3 separate regions of the Homo sapiens genome follow, and all the other regions are linked to region 1. A link is a contact called in ENCODE Hi-C or POLR2A ChIA-PET data. All regions are on one chromosome and are shown on one strand. Each heading gives the region's core, a stretch centred on a gene start or an enhancer-like site at or near the end of the contact. The rest is flanking DNA. Distances are from core to core; before and after follow the strand shown.

Region 1 (3,924 bases), core at 1,425-3,924:
TCATGCACAGTCTACACTCATGGCTTTTGCTGGGAGTAATGAGTAAAGCTCCCAAATAGATGTTTCTGAGTTAAAACACTGAACACAAAATGAAGCAAAAACAACGCATTTCCAACCTCCCAAGGTCACATGATGTCTAGAGGACAGTGATGGGCAATAACTTTTTGTCTTCCCCATTAGAATGCAAGCTCCACGAATGGAACGTGGAGTTTTTTATTTTTTATTGTTTTTTGAGACGGAGTCTGGCTCTGTCACCCAGGCTGGAGCAATCTTGGCTCACTGCAACCTCCGCCTTCTGGGTTCAAGCAATTCTCCCGCCTCAGCCTCCTGAGTAGCTGGGTCTACAGGCATGCACCACCACGCCCAGCTAATTTTTGTATTTTTAGTAGAGACGAGGTTTCATCATGTTTGCCAGGCTGGTCCGGAACCCCTGAGCTCAGGCAATCCGCCCGACTTGGCCTCCCAAAGTGCTAGGATTACAGGTGTGAGCCACTACACACGGCCAGAACATAGAGATTTTTTGTGTTTAATTCACAACCGAGTCTTCAGTGCCTAGAACAGGTGCTCAGTAAATATTTACTGAAGGAATGAATTCCTTTTTGTATTTCTTGTATCTATCACCAGATGCTCTTGTATCTAGTACCTGCTTGGCATACAGTAGATAGAAAGCTTTGCTGAGTGAATAGCTCTGCCTTTCGTCTTTTTTGATATGTGTACATCTTTTAAAAAATAATGAATAGACTTTGTTTTAGAGCTGTTTTGGTTTACAGCAAAACTAAGCAGAAAGAAAATATCCCCTTCCACAAACATCCTGGACTGTACAGCCTCCCCTACCATCAACATCCTGCATTACTGTGGAATATTTGTCACACCTGATAAACCAACATAGATTCATGGTTACAAAAATGAACCAATATGGATAAAACATATACATTATCAGCCAAAGTCCGGAGTTTGTTAGGTTTTGCTCTTTGTGTATATTCAAGATACATTTGACAAATGTATAGAGATGTACCCAACCCTGTAACGTCAGACTCCACTGCCCTAAAAATCCCTTGTGCCTCACCTATCCATCCCTCCTTCCCTGCAAATCCCTGGCAGCCGCTGATCTTTTTTACTATCTCCGTAGTTTTTCCTTTTCCAGAATGTCACATAGTTGGAATCATGCATTATGTAGTCTTCTCAGATTGGCTTCTTTCACTTAGATTTATACATTTAGGATTGCTCCAGGATTTTTTTTTTTTTTTTTTTTTTTGTGGCTTCAGAGCTCATTTCTTTTTAGCACTTAATATTCCATTGTATAGATGTACCACAGCTTATCTGTCCACCCATTAAGTGATATCTTGGATGCCCTCAAGTTTTGGCAATTATGAATAAAGCTGCTATAGACATTCTTGTACAGGTGTTTGTATGGGCATAAGCTTTCAACTCGTTTGGGTAAATACCAAGGTGTGGAGTTGCTTCATCTTATGGTAAGAAGAGCTTGGTTAAGAAATTGCCAAAATGTCTTCCAGACTCTAACATTAGGCATTCCCACTAGGAATGTATGGGAGTTCCTTGTGCTCCAGATCCTCATCAACATTTGTTGTTGTCAGTGTTCTGAATTTTAGCCATTCTAATAAATGTGTAATAGTATTTGTTTTTTTAAATTGCAATTCTTTAATGACATGATGTTGAGCATCTTTTCATATGCATATACATATGGTGAGGTGTATGTTCAGAGCTTTTGCCCGCCTTTAATCAAGTTGTACATTTTCATATTGTTGCATTTTAAGAGGGTTTTTTTTGGTATATTTTGGGTCACAGTGCTTTATCAGATATGTCTTTTGCAAATATTTTCTCCCAGTCTGTGGCTCGTGTTGTGAACGTGGCTAGTTCTCTTGACATACATATCTTTTCACAGTATGTAATCCTGTTGTGCTTTTTTTTTTTTTCCTTTTGAGACGGAATCTTGCTCTTGTCACCCAGGCTGGAGTGCAGTGGCGCGATCTCGGCTCACTACAATCTCCACCTCCCAGGTTCAAGGGATTCTCCTGCCTCAGCCTCCCGAGTAGCTGGGATTGCTGGTGCCCGCCACCACGCCCAGTTGATTTTTGTATTTTTTAGTAGAGATGGGGTTTCACCATGTTGGCCAGGCTGGTCTCGAACTGCTGACCTCAAGTGATCCGCCCGCCTTGGCTTCCCAAAGTGCTGGGATTACAGGCGTGAACAACCGCGCCCGGCCTGATGTGCATATAATTTTATTATTTGATTTTTAATATACATGAATAGCATGCAGTTCCAACTTTGCTCGAGACTTCACAATTACCATTTTAAAGGGCTGCAAAATAATCACATTTCCTCCTCAACAGCCCCACTTTACAGATGAAGGTAGAGGAATGCTAACTTGCCTATGCTAACCCGCAGAGCTCTGAATCCTCCGGATAGCGCCCCCGCTGTAATCCACCCAGTGCTTCCCTCCAGACCCTTCTCCCTCTCGTGCGCGCGGAGGTTTCGGTTTCCTCTTTTACGTAGGCCGCCCCACTCGCTTGAAAACAAAGTCCGCGATCCTCTAGCCCGCAAGAGAGCTCCGGGACTCAGACCCCGGGCGCGAGGTCCCACGAGCGGCGGGGCGGCGCTCTCGCGGTCCTCCTCCCCGGCAAGGGCCGGGGCAGGGGGAGGAGGCAGCGCGAACAGTCCACGCCCTCCAGCCGGGCGCGCTCGACGCGGACGGCGGGCCAGCTGCCGGAGCGCGGCGACTCCAGGGGACCCACAGCTGGGGCGCCAGAGCGCGGCCATCCGGGCGGGGCCGACGGAGCGCGGCAGGACTTGGCTGGACGGCGCGGCCACGGAGAAGGGCGCGGTGAGCGGACTGGCACCGCGCGGGGAACATTCCGGAGGCCGCCGGGCTCAGTCCCGGTGACCCCCCTGGTCGGGGTTCGCGCGCCCTCCCCCAGCACGCCCGGGCAAGGCTGCCGCGGCGTCGGAGTAATCCCCAACCCTCCGCCGCCGCTTCTTCCCTCACCCGGGCCTCCAGACGTTTGCCGCGGAAACGAAAGTAACGCTCGGGTGCTTGCGTGGAGGCCGGGGCGGCCGCGGGCTTCCCGGAAGGAGAGGGACTCTGCCCGGGGTGCGCGCGGCGGGCGGGCCCCGCCGGTACCGGAAGTCGGGCGGTGGGCGGGGCCGCGGGCGCTCCCGGAAGTCAGGGGTGCTCCGCTAGGTGTCTCTGCTTATCCGGAGTCCGCTGGCCGCCTCTGTGCCAGAGGTCGGGGCGCTGGACTGGTAGCGGGCGGAGACCTGCCTTTGGGCCGCGGTTACCGCGTGAGGGTGGAATAGGCAGTCCCACACGCCATTAATGTTGTTTTGGTGGAGAAGGTGGGCTCCTAGTGCCCTATCATTAAGAAAAAACAGTTTGGGCTCTTCCCTTACCAGCCCTTTGAAAGGGCCTTTTACTGTTGCGCTTGAGGCCGCAGCAGGTTCCAAAAACAAAAGCATTTCTGCGTGATCTTAGACGACTGAGGGGACGAATGTGGTAACCCTAGCAGGCTTCTGTCACTGGCAGGTGCTTTTGTGAAGTGCTGCGGACCCTCTTGAGGGTTGGGAAGAGGATAGGCTGCATCCTCCTTCCCTAAGCATTTGACAAAGCCTCACAGGGATGCGGGGGTTGCGGGGGCAGGGGGAGGTCTGGGGTTGTTAGTTCTTTCTCTCTTGCTGACCATTTGGCTCTCCCTTAATCAGAGCTCTTTTTTATTTTGGGCAAAGCAGGAGGCTGTTCCAATGATTAATTCTTCCCTGACTTACACTTGAAGAAGCCAAGGCAGGAAGTGAACTTTGAAATGTGCAATGTCTTAGTACTCATCTGCATTCTGTGACTGCTAGGAAGATGGACTGAGTCAAGAGGAAATTGTCTTGTTAGAAATGTGGAATACTGCGTCGGGCACGGTG
Region 2 (3,924 bases), core at 734-3,233, 130 kb after region 1:
TGCAGGCATTTCGCTATTGCTAGATGTGACTCCCACACCCTCTCTCTTTTGGGTCTCATCTCCAAAAGGGGTGCTTGTTATGAGGCCCCTCAACACTTACTGTGTGGCTGTGCTTATTCAAAGAACATCCAGACTATTACATTTAACTTTTTTTTTTTTTTTTGAGATGGAGTCTCATTCTGTGGCCCAGGCTGGAGTGCAGTGGCGCAATCTCAGCTCACTGCAAGTTCCGCCTTCCGGGTTCACGCCATTCTCCTGCCTCAGCCTCATGAGTAGCTGGGACTACAGGCACCCGCCACCAGCCTGGCTAATTTTTTATTTTTTTTTTTTGTATTTTTAGAGACGGTGTTTCACTGTGTTAGCTAGGATGGTCTCGATCTCCTGACCTCGTGATCCACCCACCTCGGCCTCCCAAAGTGCTGGGATTACGGGCGTGAGCCACGGCGCCCGGCCTACATTTAAAAATTTTTAAGCTTACCAAAGTGACGAATTAGAAGTATTTGTATCTTAAATGACTTTTCAATTTACAAAAGATGGATCATCTAGCACCATATAAGGAACTTCCTTATTACGCTTTAAATGTAATTCAATAAACTTCTCGTTCATTGCCAAAGCTGTTTCTATATCATATCTATATCCTATTTATTCAGTGGTGCCTGTTAAGTGCAGCAAGCTTGTGAGATGGGTAGAAGAGAAGGGGAAAACATCTACATTGAACGTCTTCTGGGTTCTACAACCAGCTATGGTGCTACACACACACACACACACACACACACACACACACAAAGAGGTAGATATTATCTCCTGCTTACATGTGAGGAAGCTGGTTCAGAGGGGTTAATAAAATGGCCTGGCATCACACAATGCCAGCAAAAAATCAGCAATCGCATCCCCTGCTGCCTGACAGCACAGTTTCTGAAGTTTCACATCCAAGCTGTTTCCTAGGTAACCACCACACAGCCTCCAGGACCGTCTGCATAAATAGGGAGGAAGGGGGAATCCAGCCAGCGCCTCTCATTTCCTGCATCAACAATAGTGCAGGCCTTTGTCAGGGCGTTAATGTGGCGAAAACAGCCCCAAAGCTTATCCGTGGGATTCTAGTTCAAATGAGATATTTCCACTCACTGAAGGGCCCGATTCATTGAGGATCTTGCCTGTCAGAGCACTGAGCCTGTTTCTATTTTTATTCACTCCCCTGCCTTTTCCTTTTCTCCCAGGCTTTTTGTTCTCGCAGCAAGGAGTGAGTACTCCTCCTTGTTCACATGAGCCTGTGCCCCTCGAGAAACGCCAGGATCTGAGCAACCCACCCACTCCCCTGATAGGCAAAGGGCTCTGCAGAGTCCTTGCCGGTCCCCGGCCCTGGGACTGGCCAGGACAAGGCCCAGGGCCGGCATGACTCTGGGTCACAAGGTCTATTCATCTTGGTGTGGCTTCTTTGCTTATTGTGCTCCGTCCTGTGATGGTCTCTGCAGGGGGCCACAGAGACGTAAAGAACTTGCTCTCCTTTCCCTGTTGCAAGAGACAGGTCTAGGTTGAAGGACTAAGTGAGCGAGGGAAATGAGGGTCACGGCAGCCCACTCCCTTACCGCCTTTAACAATTTGATCTCCATCCAACCGAAGCATTGCCTCTATACTTTACTGAGAAGCTCAAAGGCACTTTGCTTTTATGAGCTGCTCTCTTCCGAAATAAATATTAATGACATTCAAGCTCGTGGGTGTTGCTGAAAGCCATTTTTCTCGGCAATATTCTGTGCAAAGAACAGGTTGGAAATGTCAGTGGCCAGTCATATTATGTATGGTTGTATTAGTCTGTTCTGGGATTGCTGTAAATAACTACCTGAGACTGGGTAATTTATGAAGAAAGGAGGTTTAATTGACTCACAGTTCCGAAGGCTGTACGGGAAGCATGGCTGGGAAGGCCTCAGGAAACTTATAATCATGGCAGAAAGCAAAGGGGAAACAGGCATGTTTCACATGACAGGAAAAAGAGGAAGAGAGCCAAGGGGGAGGTGCTACACACTTTCAAACAACCAGATCTCGCGAGAACTCACTCGCCAACACAAGAACAGCAAGGGGGACATCTGCCCCCATGATCCAGTCACCATCTGCCCCCATGATCCAGTCACCTCCCACAGGGCCCCTCGTCCAACACTGAGGATTACAATTCAACAGGAGATTCGGGCAGGGACACAAATCCAAGCCATCTCAATGATTAACATCTTCACTTGCCCCTTTCAAATATCCATGGTCAGCTGCAGCGTGGCGTAGGTCGCCATCAAGAGGCAGCCGACTACACTAGCTGTGGTGCTGGCCCCCAGGGATGGGGAAGGGCAGACACAGATATTCATCGGGAAGACACTGGATCTAGCGGTTTGAGCTGGTGGGTGAAGGCAGCAGGCTCCGTCTCTGGACATGATGGTGCACCAAGTCACACTATTAGTTCTGGATGGGGCAGGGACAGGGCAGGGACAGGGCTCAGTGCCCAAGCAGCAGGGCAGGGCTGACATAATCCCAGGGTGCCACAGCTAGTGGCTGGATATGAGGTGGCCCTATTGAATACCAGTGATACATTTTTCGGGTGTGGTGCTGCCACTGTGGTTACATCAGAGAATGCCTTTGTCCCCAGGAGGTGCGTGCTGAAACATTTAGGGTGAAGCGTCGTGATGTCTGCAATCTACTTTCAAATAATTCAGCAAAAAAAAAAAAAAAGCTTACACACAAACGTGGCAAAATGGGCAAAATGTTAAAAACTACTGAAGGCAGAGGAAGGGTATGCAGAGACTGGCTGTGCTATTCTTTCAACTTGTAGGTTATAAGGCTTTTTAAAAATAAATTTTTGAAGTTTTTCCAAACGGGTTAATGATTGATTCTAGGCTTGAAACATGAAGCAGTTTTCCGGTTTTCTTCACAAATGGCCTAGAGTTCAAAACTAGAATAAGTGATACAGCTAGTTACTACTACTTTGCTGACTTCTCATCCTAAATGTAGTACAGTCCAGACAGGATGGAATATGGTAAACTGCTACCTTTAAATTCAACGAGTTAAACAGATATTTCATAAAACAGGCTGGCGAATTCTATTTTTATCTTATGTTTTCTTGTTCTCACATTTTCAATGCTTAATTGTTTTTCTCATTCGAAAGAATGTTTTATCTGACAACCCATCCTGTGGCCAGAAGTGGGAGCATGTGCCATCTAGAGATTATACCGCAAAAATGGACAGCAAGTCTTCTAGATCCTGCATGGTCCTGCTTTTGTAGCCTTGAGAAAGTAATGCAACCAACCAAAACACATATGTGGCTACTTGCTCATAATTAGCATGAAAAAAATAGGTATTCTGTATTTTGATGCTCGTGAAAATATATTATGAATACATAACTCAAATAAATAAAGGCATAAAAATTAGATGATGATGTCTATTTCTCATCCTAGACTGTAAGACCCATAAGGGCAGGAACAGTGTCTTTATTTATATTTGCACCCCTGGTGCCTAGCCCCATAAATATTTGTTGAATAAATGAAAGTATAAATAAATTAGAAAATAGAAATGTGGGCTGGGTGTGATAGCTTAGGCCTGTAATCCCAGCACTTTGGGAGGCTGAGGCAGGCAGATCACCTGAGGTCGGGAGTTTGAGACCAGCCTGACCAACAGGGAGAAACCCCGTCTCTACTAAAAATACAAAATTAGCTGGGCGTGGTGGCACACACCTATAATCCTGGCTACTCGGGAGGCTGAGGTAGGAGTATCGCTTGAACCCAGGAGGTGGAGGTTGCGGTGAGCCGAGATTATGCCCCTGCACCCCAGCCTGGGCAACAAGAGTGAAACTCCATCTCAAAAAAAAAAGAAAAGAAAATAGAAACGTGATGATGGTTGAATTCCACAGTAGCCAAGGACCAAGGATTACACAAATCCACTATATATATA
Region 3 (3,924 bases), core at 1-2,500, 71 kb after region 1:
GCACCACCACACAGGCACATTTTTTTTGTATTTTAGTAGAGACAGGGTTTCACCATGTTGGCCAGGATGGCCTTGATCTCCTGACCTCGTGATCCGCCCACCTTGGCCCTCCCAATTGCTGGGATTACAGGCCTGAGACACCATGCCCAGCCTCCTATTCTTTATCTGAAAAATTAACAAGATTTCCAGTTAAAGTAAGAATTGACATCTTTAAGAGAAATTCTGAATTATAGTTTATTTTCATACAGCTGTTTATGTTTATAATCTCATTTTTTTTTAATTACTGAGAAAATAGAGTAGCTAAGATCTAATCTTGGAGTGCATTGTTACAAAATGGTTGTGATTGAAGGACCAATTTGATCCATTAGGTAATCATTTCCTGCATGAATCATCTGCCAAAACTTTCACAATGAAAAGGACATTTGGAAATGTTACTCTTCTGGTTTGAGTTGAAAACAGCAAATATATCAAATGTATGCCTTATAATGTTTCTGTTCAGATGCAGCATCCACCCATGGAGACAGGCCCTGGAAATCTCTGCTCTTAAAACAAAAAAATGCCATGAAACGATGTTTGAGACAGTTCTCCATTAAAGAGGGCACATTTGTAAAATGTAAACTTGGATGTTTTGTTGAAGAGAGTAGTGAAAAGACAGGAAGATTTAAAGGTGGAAATAGGGTTAAATCAGCAATTCAAAAATACGTTCATGATACAGAGGCTGTAGCAGTGTATAAACTGTCTCACAGCGAGGGCCTTCGTGATGCGTCCCCCTTCTGTGCTGACTCATTTGGTAGGAGCCCTCTTTTCCGACTGTCCTCTCAGGTTTATGGATGCTTGGTATAGTGTAGGGATTCATTGCATTGCACGGCTCTGGAGTGCGATGGCCCTGAGTGTGAGTTCTGCCTGTGTCCCCGGCTTGCTGTTAGAATGGATCTGGGCAGGTAACTTAGCTTCTTGAAGCTTCGGTTTCCTATCTGTGACCTCGAAAAGCTGTTGTTGTGGGGATTAAATGAGGTATTATCTATTCAGCTTTGGTGCAGGATCAAAGACAGAGTAAGTGTCTAGTGAAAGGTTGGTATTACTGTTATTACAGAAGTCCTTAATGAACAAACATTTTTATATGCTGAATGAGTTAAAACATGTAACTACTGTGTTTAACAGATGTGAAATTGTTTAAACAGTTGCTGGCACCAAGTGAGCACTCAGGCATGTTGACTTTGATCATCACGTGATGATGCAGCTGGCCGGTGTGTGTCATCTCGGGACAGGAGAGGGAAGTGTCAGAGACCTGGAGAAGTATTTCCCTAGTCAGCAGGTCCGCTTCTCACTTAGCAGGCAGTGACTTCCCACTGAAGAGGAGGGAAAGGCCTGGGGCCCGTGCAGGGCGGGGGAGCACTGCCCCGTCGGGGCAGCTCCCAGCCTTCTCAGAGCTGCAGTGCCTTCCTCTTGACACACACGGAGAGGGAATGGAGAAGGAAAGAGCTAGCTTAGGGATGCCAGGAACCGCAGACGCAACTCTCTTTTTAGCCCCACAACAGCCCCGGGGAACTGTGATTGTTCCTGTTTGTGGCTGAAGCTCCCAGTGGTTAAGGAGCCACCACAGCCTCACAGAGGCAGGAAACTGCAGTACAGGGACTAGGGCCCAGGCTGTCCATCATTGCCTCAGGAAAGTTCTCATAAATGGGGGTAAGTCCTTACAGTCTCTCCAAAGTATGTTAGTCAGGAGTGTCACAGATGCATCAGCGATAAGGAGAAGCTGCTTTACCGTGCGCAAGTTGTATAATTAATTCCTTGTGAGGTTCATATGCTTTGAGGGCTGGCCGGGGCCCCTACACTCATCTGAAACGTGATTTCCAGGGAAAAGCTCTACAGGTGTCAAGCACCTACCACTGTTTTCACGGTGGGAACCGCCACTGTGGAATATAGTGGTGGGGTGTTTATTTGATTTTCCTACTATTTTATGCGAATTTAAATCAGGCTGCTTATTTACTAGTAGAACTCAGAAACAGGCAAACAAACAAGAAACAGAGAGAAACAGAAAAGGGAACCCAAAGAATGTTAGAGCTGGAAGGAATCCCAGGCACGGTCAAATCCAAAACACAGTTTTTACGGATAGGGAAACTGAGGGCCAAGGAGGGGCAGGGCTCGCCGAGTTTCGCCTCCTCTGACCGCGTAGAATGGTTGCACTAAAGCAGATTCCTCGTGCTGTGTATCCGTCAGGTAACATCTGCCGGCACCTGCTGCCCCGGGTCCAGTGCCCCGCCTTGATTGTGCACGGTGAGAAGGATCCTCTGGTCCCACGGTTTCATGCCGACTTCATTCATAAGCACGTGAAAGGCTCACGGTAAGTCCTGTCACCGCCTTCACACTCCCCCCGAGAGCCTCGGAGTCAATGGGCAAAGCTACTGGAAGGAAAATAACCAAGAGGAGTTGGAGTTTTAGAGTGCACAGCCCCCCTTTTGCCAATGCCAGTCAGTAGCACCGCTTTATTTAGGGTACCACGGAAGAGAGAAGCCCTGAACTGTGGGTGACTGATAACCAGAAGGAAAGGCATGTTCAGATAGACAGCTCTTACTTTCATGAGTGGCAAACATGCTCATAGGTGCTAAGCCCTGTCACTTGGTAATAGTTTAGATTTATTTCCATCAGTATTAACCGAAACAGTTTCACACAATTTGGGAATTTTCAGTTTAGTTTTTTATCATTATAAAAGCACTGACCACCCAATTTAAAAAAATCTGTTAAACCAAATTTCTGATGTCTGCTGACAGCCAGCCCTACTCAGCACAGTTAATGGTAGTGTTCCCTGTCCCTAAAGCCCCCAGGCCAGCAGGGAAAGCAGGCACAGAAACAGCTCCACTGCTCCCTTCTCGCTCTGTTCTATGATGTATTTAACAACAGATTTCTCAGAGAATTTTTAAAGGAGGAAAAAAAGTTTCTTTTCTATAATAAAATACAATTACCATAAACCTTTATAATTACTATATCCATAATGGATAGTGCTATATCCATTTAGCATTTTTTAAGTTAACAGGCATCTCTTTATTCCACACATTCCTCCTATACCACTTCAACCATGAATCAAAAATACACATGAGCCTGTATAACAAATAATTCATTTGGTAAGAGCATAGAGTCAGTGAAGAGCAAAGGTGGGAGTTAGGCAGGATTATACTGCGGGTGGACAAAGAGGTTTAATGAGGGAGTTGGTTTTTTTTTGGAGTCGGAGTCTCGCACTGTCACCTGGGCTGGAGTGCAGTGGCACGATCTCGGCTAACTGCAACCTCCGCCTCCCAGGTTCAAGCGATTCTCCCACCTCAGTCTCCCAAATAGGTGGGATTACAGGTGTGCGCCACCACGCCCAGCTAATTTTTTGTATTTTCAGTAGAGACGGGTTTCACAATGTTAGCCAGGCTAGTCTCAAACTCCTGACCTCGTGATCCGCCTGCCTTGGCCTCCCAAAGTGCTGGGATTACAGGCATGAGCCACCACTCCCAGCTTGGAGTTTTTAAATTGATTTAGTAGGGGCTGGGCACAGTGGCTCACACCTGTAATTGCAGCACTTTGGGAGGCTGAGGCAGGCGGTTCACTTGAGGCCAGGAGTTCAAGACCAGCCTAGCCAACATGGCGAAACCCCATCTGTACTAAAAATACAAAAATTAGCCGGGCATGGTGGCGGGTGCCTGTAACCCCAGCTACTCAGGAAGCTGAGTCAGGAGAATCGCTTGAACCTGGGAGGCGGAGGTTGCAGTGAGCCAAGATTATGCCACTACACTCCAGCTGGGTGACAGAGTGAGACTCCGTCTCAGAAATAAATAAATAAGTATAAATTTATTTAGTAGCGAATAAAAGGTATTTTCAAACTAGACTTTATAAAATTATAATACTAAGTTATGGTCATGGTACAAAATTCCAGTAGTATAC

The links. A loop is a pair of places that touch in the nucleus more often than their neighbours do. ChIA-PET counts read pairs that join two places held with the same protein, here RNA polymerase II (POLR2A). Pooled maps may share reads with other maps.
Region 2: a pooled map shows a loop between it and region 1 (2.1-fold over the local background). The contact joins the promoter of LINC02525 here to the promoter of RIPK1 in region 1. A Hi-C loop is called at or near these places in 2 of 168 maps with a recorded cell type or tissue (K562 and mammary epithelial cell) and 13 of 50 pooled maps. POLR2A ChIA-PET finds 5 or more read pairs at or near these places in 9 of 52 experiments (BJ, Caco-2, GM10248 and 6 more).
Region 3: a loop to region 1 is called in a pooled map, with 2.4 times the contacts of the local background. The contact joins the enhancer-like site here to the promoter of RIPK1 in region 1. A Hi-C loop is called at or near these places in 1 of 168 maps with a recorded cell type or tissue (naive thymus-derived CD4-positive, alpha-beta T cell), 2 of 37 single-sample maps with no recorded cell type and 2 of 50 pooled maps. POLR2A ChIA-PET finds 5 or more read pairs at or near these places in 11 of 52 experiments (AG04450, B cell, BJ and 8 more).

Annotation. Positions count from the first base shown.
Region 1 is chr6:3,065,820-3,069,743 of GRCh38, forward strand. RIPK1 (receptor interacting serine/threonine kinase 1) reads left to right here and starts at 2,675. Exons shown (of 11, transcript NM_001354930.2): 1 at 2,675-2,842. RefSeq lists a silencer at 2,544-3,333.
Region 2 is chr6:3,193,784-3,197,707 of GRCh38, forward strand. LINC02525 (long intergenic non-protein coding RNA 2525) reads right to left here and starts at 1,984. Exons shown (of 3, transcript NR_038296.1): 1 at 1,883-1,984. RefSeq lists enhancers at 608-1,163, 1,164-1,717, 2,272-2,825 and a silencer at 812-1,106.
Region 3 is chr6:3,138,166-3,142,089 of GRCh38, forward strand. It overlaps BPHL (biphenyl hydrolase like), which reads left to right. Exons shown (of 7, transcript NM_004332.4): 6 at 2,221-2,344. Among named protein-coding and RNA genes, the nearest start is that of TUBB2A, 17 kb to the right of the region's middle. RefSeq lists an enhancer at 1,179-1,258. Within about 2 kb of position 1,251, at least 16 of the 41 ENCODE cell types and tissues checked have a DNase peak (open chromatin) inside an H3K27ac peak, as active enhancers do; they include OCI-LY7, where a contact is called at or near this core.